Regions from separate parts of the Homo sapiens genome. Here all the other regions are linked to region 1. The links are chromatin contacts, found by Hi-C or POLR2A ChIA-PET in ENCODE. All regions are on one chromosome and are shown on one strand. Each heading gives the region's core, a stretch centred on a gene start or an enhancer-like site at or near the end of the contact. The rest is flanking DNA. Distances are from core to core; before and after follow the strand shown. Region 1 holds the start of CHD2 (chromodomain helicase DNA binding protein 2). Region 2 holds the start of MFGE8 (milk fat globule EGF and factor V/VIII domain containing). Region 3 holds the start of NR2F2 (nuclear receptor subfamily 2 group F member 2).

Region 1 (3,569 bases), core at 1-2,500:
AAATTTATCTTTGTGTGTAGAGTATGGAATTGAAACAGTTTGGATTATGGATTTTACCTAGATTGGACATTGTTGATTTTGTTTGGTGTAAATCTAAAGTGGATTTCTTCAGTGAGGGAGAGACATGGTTCTGGCAGATTATGTTGAATAAGGAAAGTTGATTGGATTTTTTTGGGTGTGTGAATATGCTTGTCTGAATGGAGTGCTTGGTAGGATATTGTTTCTGGAATTAGTAATTTGTTTCTGTGGATCTCATGGTTTTGATATTTAGGAGAATTTGCTTTGTGACATTACTTTGATAATTTGCAATCACGTATGTCCTATTGTTAATAACATTGTTGAAATGGGTGTATACTTACTTGATTTGAAATATAAGGGAAGTGTTGGGATATGTGTTTTCTGTTGGATTTGGACGTGGAGTTTCTTGGGTTACTGATTTAAAGGTGATCGTGTTTGGACCATACTCTTGAATTTTTGCCTGAATCAGTATGGGAAGTAAATATATTGTGATTATGAGAAGTTTCTTTGGGGGGAGGAGTGTAATATTTTCAAGGTTATATAATGGGTTAAAGAATTTTGTGAAAGAACAAAGAAAAATGGATATTCTTGAATAAAAATTGGTTGCATTAACTTTTGCTCCAGTGCAACTTGAACACTAGGGAGGCGCTCTTGAGTTGTAAAAGTTACCCCTTTCTTCCAGTGGAGATGGAAAATTCCCCCTTAAATTTTGTCTTTAGATTATTTTTAGGCATCATAAAGAAGGAAAAACTTGAATTTATATTATGAAATTAAGGTTTTACTTTTATTTAGCAATCATTTCACCCATTGGGGGATTAATTTTTAAAAAGATTAGTACTTAGCTGAGCTTTAGATTCTCTAAGAATTATCCCTTTTTCAAAATGGCTTGATAAAACACCACTTCCTGTCCAGGGAGGAAGTTATTTTAGCTCAAGGACTGAAATATTTAGCAGATCTTTAGACAAAAGGAACAAATTACATTTCTCTCTGGCTTAAAAAGGGTGCTTGAGCCAGAGGGGGTTAAGAAGCCCTCCCCCCTCCCCCTGTTGGGGTGGTCTGGAGGGGCAGGGAGGTGTGGGGGTGGGGGTCCTTAGGCTCCCTGGGATGGAGGATCTGTCTCTCTCTCTCTCTCTCCTTTTTTTTTTTTTGGTGGAGATGAAGGGGTGGGTCTATGGTACATCACCTGAGTTGTGGGGTAAATGTAGAGAGTGTCAATCAAAGGCAGAGCTCTCAGAGCTGGGAAGGAGGCTCTAGATGGCGGCTGTGCCTTAGAGAGAGCGCGCTCTGCTCCCTGCCTTTGCCTCACTTTACGCAACTTTCCCTAACTTTCGGGCAGCCTCAGGGGGCCCCCGTAGCCCCCTGCCTTTCCTAGGGACTTACTGGGGTCGATTCGAACCTTTTTTTGGGAGAAAAGCAGCTTTTAGGAGCTTTCTTTTCGTGCCTTGTTGGAAAGAAGCAGCCGTACTGAGAGCCCAGGTCGTTGTTTTTTCCAGCTTAGAAGCCATGGCGCACCTCCATTTTTGTGCGCTCTCCTAATGAGGTTTTTTTTCTTTCGGACCTGTTTTAGTATTAATTATTGCTTTATTTTTTTGACCAGTTAACATATTTGAGGGTTATTTTATTTATTTTTCGTTTTTTAACGGAGGATTTTGCCTTTATTTTTAATTATTTGGGATCTGATATTTTTCTACTAGTAGATAGGACTCTTGGTTTGGACATACTACATGGATCAGGTAAGTTCACGATCATTGGTGATAATTTTAAAGATTTATTTGTTTAAGTTTGCCTTGTTTTCTGTAAATACGAGAAATTCTTGGATGACGCAATAAGATACAGAGATTGTTATTTGTATCTAGTGTGCTACTTTGAGAAAGTTTCCTTATTGATAGTGATGCTTCCACTGTTCGGTTTATCCTGTTGTTTTTTCTTTTAAGGAAAAAATAGAAATATTTAGTTTTTTGGTGCTTACCGTTGTTGTGTTATAACAATATCGTTAACATCGTCAGGACTTTGTTCCTGATAATAAAAAGCATCGATAGAAGCCGGGACCTTACCTTTCTTTCAACTTTTGACAGTAAATACCTGGGCACAGGACTTCAAAGCAAACACAGATTCCCCCTCCCCCTTAATATTTAAGAATTAAAAGATGATGAGAAATAAGGACAAAAGCCAAGAGGAGGACAGTTCGCTACACAGCAATGCATCGAGGTATGAGCTATCAACTTTCTTCCTTTTTGTCTTTTTTTTTGGGGGAGAAACCTCAGCTTACAATTGTTTACCTTGACAGACATGGATTGCTGTCTGTTTTATTGTGTTTTTCTAATTTGGATTCGTTTTTTAAAGCATGACCTTGAGATTGCTAATATGCCACACCCTAATTTTTTGGTAGCAATTTATGAAAGTTGAGTTGTGACTTAAGGCCTCTTACAGCAGTCAAAAGGTAAGGTACCTTTATTCAAAGGGGCCTTTACTGTAATGTACAGTTTTTCTGTCAGTAAATTTCAGTTTTTAGGTTTTTGTACTGCAGAAAAATGACCTTGTCGGTTTAGCCATTGCTGCATTGCACCATTTTACATACAAGGCAAATTTTTTCTTTGAAGAATCCAGGATATCTAAACTTGTAACTGAGGGCCATAGAGAAGCCTTGTAGTAGTAAATTATAGTAAATAGACATATCAGAAAGTTATATGAATGAAAAAATGTACATTTAAAAACAAAATCACTTAAAGGACCCTTTGACTGATGCCTCTCAGTTTATATTTTTATGTGACTTTATATTTCTTTTGATACACTTGACATTTTAGGAAATTTTGATGTGATTTATCAAAACCTTTACTTGATGGTTAGAGTTCCTGCATTTATGAAATCAAATCTGTAATAACAGAAATCCTGGAATACTCTTAATATATACTTCTATTTTGTGTTTGTTACTGTGATTAATATTTGCAGTTGTATATTTTACATTTAAATTATTTTAAGGTTTGCATTTGTATGCTTAAGACATTGATTTCCTGTTGGTAGATGTATTTTATCCTCACAATTTAGATGTAGCTGCTTTAAATTTATTGATGTATTTCGACAGAGTCGTCTGGAATGCTTTATCTTCTGAAGCTTAAAAATGTACTGTTTGTGCAAATCATGATCTGTTTCACATTCCTTGGAGTACCTTGTTAGTGATGAAGTAATAAAGCCTCTAAGATGTTTTTGTTGTATGACCTCTGTATATTAATTTTTAAAAGTACATATGAATGCATTTTTTGATGTGTTCTTTATGCATTTTCATATTATAAATTTTAAATCATGCAGTTTAACAAGGATGTGATTCATTATGTGGTTTTCCTTCCCAATTTTTACTTTTCTAATTTTTATAAATAATACACTTTTCTATTAGGCTAGTGAATTTGAAAGTTTTGAACATGATGTGTTACTAATATGCTGAATTCTATTTATTTTATTTGACTGAAAGCATATTGAGCCTTGCTTTAGAAAATAAGTTACCAAATTTTTTTGCATTGAGTTGTCACCCAGTTTGTAGTGCTGTCTTAATTGAA
Region 2 (3,569 bases), core at 502-3,001, 4.0 Mb before region 1:
GAGGAAAGAGAATGGCATGAACCCAGCGGGCGAAGCTTGTAGTGAGCCAAGACCGCGCCACTGCACTCCAGCCTGGGCGACACAGCAAGATTCCATCTCAAAAAGAAAAAAGAAAAAAAAAAAAACCTTTTTGCCTCCCCCTCAGAGTCACCCATCTAAGGCTGGAGAGTCCTCCTGAAATCTCAAAGCCCCTTCATCCCACTCCAGGGAAGGCAACAACACCATTAATGAGCGATCTGCCCTCAGAGCTCCCCCTCCAGGGGCCTCAGGAGCTTAAAGTGGCTCCCAAGGAGCTATTAGTCATTGGCTTTAAATAGCAGGTAATCCTTCCTCTGACCTGGCAGGCGGGGGCGAGCATTGACACAGACAGAGGCTTGGGTTGGGAATGGACTCTTCCCTCCCAACTGCACCGGCCCTCTCCCTACACTGCTCCAGGGCAAAACGGTCCAGTGGGAAAAAGGGAAAGGGAAAGGTGTACTCTACCCAGCCACGTTACCTGTGTGTAAGATAGGTATGGTGTTTCCTCCTTCTGGAAAAGGCCACATCACCCTGTATAAAAACATCTTTGGGACTTCAGAGTCCTGCTCTTTCGGGGACTTTCCAGTAACATTTGGCCAGAGTTCAGGTTGGGGGGTACAGGGAAGAGTAGAAAGGGGCTAAGAAGATCCAGCTGTCTTTCATGGTGGCCGGGGAGGGCCAGGAGCTCCCAAGTTCCTGGGAGCTTGGAGCACTCTGGAAGCTCTAGCCCCGAGGGTCAGGCAGATCACAGGACATAGGGCTGGGGCTCAGCTGTTACCTACCTTGCTTCAGTCAATCCCATTTCTATGAGAAAATGATGGAGGGGCCACCTAAAGAGTCCTGGCCCTGACTCCCTCCCAGCGCTCCACGGTGAATGGCACGGGGCATCCGCAAGTCCAGCCTGCAAGGGGCCCAGCTGGCCTCCGGAGGCCTCCTGGGAGGCGGAGGAGGACCGGGGAAGATACAGCAGCCGGCCAAGGCCGCGGGAGGGAGGGAGTCAGGAGACTCCCATCAGCAGGCAGCCCTCTTCCAAGCTCCTCGAAGCCTCTGGGTCCCCTCCCGGGCCCCACTTACGGCCTGCGTCCATTGCACCGACTCCCCGGCCCTTCCCTTATGTGACCAGGCACGGACAATTGGGAGCGCAAAAATCCAATGAACTGTCCAGCCAACTGGAGTTGGCAGGGAGATGGCCAGGACAAAGTTATCCAGACAAGACTTATCCATACTAGAGTCCTAGAATCTCCCAGGTGGAAGGGGTTCGAAAGTCAAACGCAGTTCCCTGGCCTCATTTTTCACCAGGGAAAAGAGAGGCCCGACACAGCGGATTCCTTTGTCATTATCTGTAAGCCGCATCCCTGGGGGCGGCAGGGCTGTCACCCGATGTCCCGAGTCCCAGCCCAAAAGCCCCAGCGCAGAGACAGCAGGGCCGCATCCCCCTGTCCCGCCAGGGCGCAGCGGAAGAAGCCGCCCCTCTGCCCAGCCCGGTCCCCGGGGCTTTGTCTAAGTTTGTCAACAGTGGAGGTGGAGGGCGGGCGCCGGGCAAACTTCCGAGCGGCGCGGGGAGGAGGGGCGAGGGGCAGAGGGCGGCGCGATCCACTCACCCAGGGCGACGAGGAGGCTGGGGGCGCAGAGCAGCGCGCCGCACAGCGCGGCCAGCAGGCGGGGGCGCGGCATGCTGCGGGGACGCGGGCGCTGGAATGGGCACGCTGGGCTGCTCAGACCCCGCGGGGTTCTGGCGCCTTCTCCTCTGGGACCGGAATAAATCAGGCGGCTCAGCACCTCCCACTGGCCGTGCGCTCCGCCCAAGCTGGCCAGAGGCGGACTGGGGGCGGGGCTCCGCGGCTGGGAGGGAATTGGTTGAAAGGAATTGGGGGGCGCGGGGGTGGTCCGCGATATCTGCCTCTTCCGCCACTGCCACACCGGCGTCCCGCGTCGTGCCAACGGCCGGGTCACGAGTCTTGAGTCTGTTGGGCGGGAAAAGTTCAGGAGTTTTGTTTTTAAGATTTTTAGACTTGAAAAGATGCTAACTCTTTATTCATAATCAGATAGATGCAAATTAAAACTACAATGAGCATCGTGTTTCCCTTCTCGGATCGGCAAGTATCAAGATGTTAACAAGGTTAGTGGAGGCTGTGGGGAACAGGTCCAAGCATGCTTCGCTGAAGACAGTATAAATTAGTTCAACTTCCCTAGAGGGCTATTTGGTAACACCTATCAAAACGACAAATGCTGACACCTTAAGACCTAGCATTTCCACATAGAGAGATTCATTCTACAGAAACTCCCATGTGCAAAATGACAGATATACAAAGATAGCATAGCAACATTGTCTGAAATGGTAAAATACTAAAAAAAAAAAATCAGCGAAGGTTTCTGTAAAGGGCCTAATAGAAAATGTTCTCTGATATGTAGGCCCTGAGTCTCTGTAGCAGCTATTCATCTCTGCCTTTGTTGCAAGAAAGGCACCATAGACAAAATGCGAGGAAATGGGCACCTGTTTGCCGAAAGGGAATAAAACAAAGCAAGCCTGTCACCGTTGACTTTTTACTAAATGATTTGTACTTATCATGTGCAAATATTACCTGTTTACAAATAAGTGATTTTAATAATAGTGTTTTGGCTGGGTGCGGTGGCTCACACCTGTAATCCCAGCACTTTGGGAGGCCGAGGCACGTGGAACACCTGAGGTCGGAGTTCAAGACCAGCCTGGCCAAGATGGTGAAACCCCGTCTCTACTAAAAATACAAAAATTAGCCGGGCGCAGTGGCAGGTGCCTGTAATCCCAGCTACTCGGGAGGCTGAGGCAGGAGAATCGCTTGAACCCAGGCGGCAGAGGTCCCAGTGAGCCGAGATCATGCCACTGCACTCCAGCCTGGGTGACACAGTGAGACTCTGTCTCTAATAATAATAATAATAATAATAATAATAATAATAATAATAATGCTTCAGGCTGGGAGTGGTGACTCAAGCCTGTAATGCCAGCTCTTGGGGAGGCCGAGGTAGGCATATCACTTAAGCTCAAGAGTTCGAGACCTTCCTGGGCAACATGGCAAAACCCTGTTTCTACAAAAAAAGAAATACAAAAATATTCCAGGCGCATGCCTGTAGTCCCAGCTACTCAGGAGGCTGAGGTGGGAAGATCGCTTGATCCCAAGAGGTCGAGGCTGCAGTGAGCCACGATTGCACCACTGCACTCCAGCCTGGGCAACAGAGCGAGACTGTCTCAAAAAATAATAACAATACTAATACTAATAAGTATTTAAGTCAGACTAGCCAACAAACAAAATAGAACAGTCACACATCTCCCCTCCTAGCTGTGTTGAGACCTAAGTTGGGACTAGAGTCCACTGGCAAGATGCCCTTCTTAAAATATTCAGAAGCGGGTACTGGGCGTGGTGGCTCATGCCTGTAATCCCAACATTTTAGGAGGCCGAGGCAGGCGGATCACGAGGTCAGGAGATCGAGACCATCCTGGCTAACACAGTGAAACCTCGTCTCTACTAAAAATACAAAAAAAAAATTAGCCGAGCGTGATGGTGGGTGCCTGTAGT
Region 3 (3,569 bases), core at 704-3,203, 3.4 Mb after region 1:
ACTATAGGTTTGCTGGGCTTTTTTTTTTTTTTTTAACAACTTTCAAATAAACCGAGAACCTGCAGCTTTAGTGAAATACGTGATTTCATCGGAGAAAGAGTGAGGGCTGAGGTTTCGGGAATGAAGCTTAAAGAAGATTTTTCCTTTCCTAAAAACCAGCCCCTATCTGCCCAGATCTTTAGTCCTTACCTCATATTCTGCCTATGTGTGTAAAGAGAATTGAATGTAAAATGTGATCTATGCATGTCAATTATATGTATGGTTTATTTTTAAAATATCTTTACCCTGTCAATTTTTTTTTCAGCTACCAAGGATGTTTTCTGTGGTCATCAATTTACTCTTCATATGTGTTCATTTCTTTCCTGGAGCTCAGCGTCTTTTGTGTAAAATATTTTAATTGTTCACAAACCTGGTTGGTTTACCGGCATGAGGTTTTTTCTTGGTGCAAAGTGTGTACAAAGGAGACACAATTTTCTTGTATAAATGTGGAATAATGATAATTCACTAACTGGTCATAAACAACAAGTTTACTGCGTTGGAATATAGTGTGTTCTGAGAGCAATTCTACATGTTTGATGTTTAAAACCAGACACCCTGGAATTCAAAGACACAACTGTCTCAATTATTTTAGCACATGGAGCAGAATGGCAATAGGCTATGAAGTTGTTCTTTTTGCAGTGACTTCTTGAGGTAGAATATGGCTTGGGTTTGGTTCTTGTGACCTGTACTAGTATTATTTCCCATTTGGGGCAGAATCTCTGGGTGCGTTTTAATGACTATATGAATGCTTAAAAGGAACTTGAGGAACAATGAAGTCCGTACTCAACTGTTCTATGACCTAGAAGCATAGTCGGTGAAGTCTTTGTCTGTGTACATTGACAAATGTGCATCTGATACATGTGCGCTTACATGTGTGTACAGAGGGTGTGCACAGGGGAGGCTGGGCGGCTGCCTCCTCCTGTCCATCAGTGGGCAGAGGTCTTTCCCCTCTCACCATGACTGGGTGTGTGGCAGGATGTTGGCTGGAGAGTTAGCTAAAACCAGCGAGAGAGGGTAAAGTTGAGGAAAATTGATTCTAATTGCATCATGACAATCAGATGAAGTCTATTTCTGCTTCTCAGCATCCGAGATGCTTTATTTGGGCAATTAAAATGTCAGGCCACATACCTGTGAAATGTTAACCCTACAAGGAATAAACAGAAACAGAACGGCCTTTATCCTCTGAAAAGAATATATGTCATATATATATGTCACCAAACCGAACAAGTGATCAGAGTTAATTAAGAGAAGGGTTTGCCATCACCCGGATCTGGCCAACTCTTTCGTTTGGAAAATGCCTACAAGCTCAGTTCGTGGCACCTTCCCACCCTCACTCCCTATCCCTCTGCAAAGAAACCAGGGAACTTTTCTTTGGCATTGTGGGTACTAAGATGCGCCAGGAGTCCCGGGTGGTGCGCGAGCGGCGGAATTCGTGACATCGCCAAGTTGCGAGAGGCAAACTCCCCGATTCCATCCAAAGCCTCTCGCGGAGCCTTTAAGAGACGTTGTGTGTGCGCGCTGCGCTAGTCTCCCCGCCGGGGCGGAAACCTCGGGTGCGGGATGTGGGGAGAGCAGAGGCAGCGCTCGCAGGGCCAGCACGGGCCCATCCCCCTCTCGGCGGCGGCGGCGGCGGCGGCGCGGCCACCCCGTCCCCGCCCCCCCAACCCCCGGTCCCCCGCGTGCCCCGCGCCGCGCCGGCGACGCCGCTCGCGCTAGGACCGGGCTGCGCCCGCGGCCGCCATGGCGGGGCCGCCGCAGTCCGGCCAATGACGGCGAGGGGGCGGCGCGCGCGCGCCTGGCCAGGCCAACCCCGGCTGCTGCCTTATAAGGCGCGCCGTCGCCATGGCAACGTGCGCTAAGTTGCAGCAGTCGTGTCAAAGTTCACTATATAGAGAGCTCAGTGAGCTGATCGCGGAGAAGCCACTTCTGCCAGCCCCGGCGCCTATAAATCGCATTCCCTCCCGCGCCCCCCTTTTTAGCATATTTGATCACTTTGATTCTCTGTTCTTTTCTCTCCGCGGTGTGTGTGTGCGTGCGCGCGTGTGTGTTTTCTTCTTCTCCTCCTCCTCTCCCCGAGTTGCCTCCTTTCTCCGGGTGCCGTACTGCCTTTTTTCCCCTCTTTCATTCTTTCTCTCCGTCTTTTTCTCCCCCCTCTGCGCACGAAGGATGTGCTTCTAGGTGGTGATCTGCCCTCCTCTCTCTCTTTTATCATTTCTCCCCCGCCGCCGGCGAGTTGACTCTTTCCCTATGTGTGTGAGGCGGCGGCGGCAGCAGCAGCAGCAGCGGCTCCGGCGGCGGCAGCAGCGGCAGCAGCGACTTCAGCGGCGGCGGCGGCGCTAGACGCAGCGGCTCCGGGCCCGACCCGGCGGCTTCGGCGGCGGCTCCGGCGGCAGCGGCGGCCCGGGCGGCCCGCAGGGAACGGCGAGCGGCCTCCACCCAGCGACTGCGGGCGGCGGCGGCCGGAGAGAGCGAGGCGCGCGCCGGACGCCCGGGGCAGGCGGCGGCGGCGGCGGCCCAGCGCCAGGACGACGCCGCGCAGCGCCCGACGCGGACCACTTTCATGCTGATTCCCCCGGACCCGGGCAGCGCTCCGGCCACTCCGCGGGCCGCCGGCCTCCGCCCCGGCCTGCCTGGCTCCCTGGGCGCGCCCGCACCCGGCGCCTCCGATCTCCTAGTCCTCCTGATTTCGATGGCTTTCCTGAATGGCTGACTGTGGGCTGCCCTGGACTTGGCCCCCGGACAGTCGCCTCTCCTCCTCCTCTACCTCCTCCTTCACCACCACCTCCTCTTCCTCCTCCTCCTCCTCCTCCTCCTCCGCCAACTCCTCGGCTGCACACCAGCTCTAAGAGCGAGAGTGAACGAGAGAGGGAGGGAGAGAGTGAGAGCGAGCGAGATCTTTGGAGAGATTTTTTTTTTTGCCTCCTACTTCTGTCTTGAAGCCAGACAATCGACTTCAGCTCTCCCTCCCCTCCCTCTTTCTCCACGTTCTGCTCCCACTCGCTCTCCTGTCCCCTTCCCCTCCCCTCCCGGCGGAAAGCCCCCCGAAACCAACAAAGCTGAGCCGAGAGAAACAAACAAAACAAACACACCGGGCCAGACAAGCCATCGACAAAACTTTGCAAAAGCAAAAACAAAAAAGGAAAAACTAACCAACCTCAACCAACCAGCCCCCGAGCCACCCGGGGCGCCCTCCCGCGCCCTCTTGCACCCTCGCACACACAAAAGGCGGCGCGCCGGAGCCCGAGACCCGGGGAGCCGCCGCCGCCCCGCCGCCGCCCGCAGCCAGGGGAGCAGGAAGTCCGGACGCAGCCCCCATAGATATGGCAATGGTAGTCAGCACGTGGCGCGACCCCCAGGACGAGGTGCCCGGCTCACAGGGCAGCCAGGCCTCGCAGGCGCCGCCCGTGCCCGGCCCGCCGCCCGGCGCCCCGCACACGCCACAGACGCCCGGCCAAGGGGGCCCAGCCAGCACGCCAGCCCAGACGGCGGCCGGTGGCCAGGGCGGCCCTGGCGGCCCGGGTAGCGACAAG

Evidence for each region. Hi-C counts contacts between places; a loop is a spot of excess contacts on that map. ChIA-PET counts read pairs that join two places held with the same protein, here RNA polymerase II (POLR2A). Pooled maps may share reads with other maps.
Region 2: a loop to region 1 is called in a map of gastrocnemius medialis, with 8 times the contacts of the local background. The contact joins the promoter of MFGE8 here to the promoter of CHD2 in region 1. A Hi-C loop is called at or near these places in 1 of 168 maps with a recorded cell type or tissue (gastrocnemius medialis) and 2 of 50 pooled maps. POLR2A ChIA-PET finds 5 or more read pairs at or near these places in 1 of 52 experiments (AG04450).
Region 3: a map of MCF 10A shows a loop between it and region 1 (17-fold over the local background). The contact joins the promoter of NR2F2 here to the promoter of CHD2 in region 1. A Hi-C loop is called at or near these places in 6 of 168 maps with a recorded cell type or tissue (HepG2, MCF 10A, endothelial cell of umbilical vein and 2 more), 2 of 37 single-sample maps with no recorded cell type and 16 of 50 pooled maps. POLR2A ChIA-PET finds 5 or more read pairs at or near these places in 1 of 52 experiments (HEK293T).

What each region holds. Positions count from the first base shown.
Region 1 is chr15:92,899,074-92,902,642 of GRCh38, forward strand. It overlaps CHD2 (chromodomain helicase DNA binding protein 2), which reads left to right and starts at 1,251. Exons shown (of 39, transcript NM_001271.4): 1 at 1,251-1,751; 2 at 2,094-2,226. The coding sequence starts at 2,165. RefSeq lists enhancers at 1,270-1,339, 1,380-1,589.
Region 2 is chr15:88,911,628-88,915,196 of GRCh38, forward strand. It overlaps MFGE8 (milk fat globule EGF and factor V/VIII domain containing), which reads right to left and starts at 1,752. Exons shown (of 8, transcript NM_005928.4): 1 at 1,620-1,752. The coding sequence starts at 1,692. RefSeq lists an enhancer at 962-1,493.
Region 3 is chr15:96,328,747-96,332,315 of GRCh38, forward strand. It overlaps NR2F2 (nuclear receptor subfamily 2 group F member 2), which reads left to right and starts at 1,954. Exons shown (of 3, transcript NM_021005.4): 1 at 1,954-3,569. The coding sequence starts at 3,360. RefSeq lists a silencer at 1,707-1,846.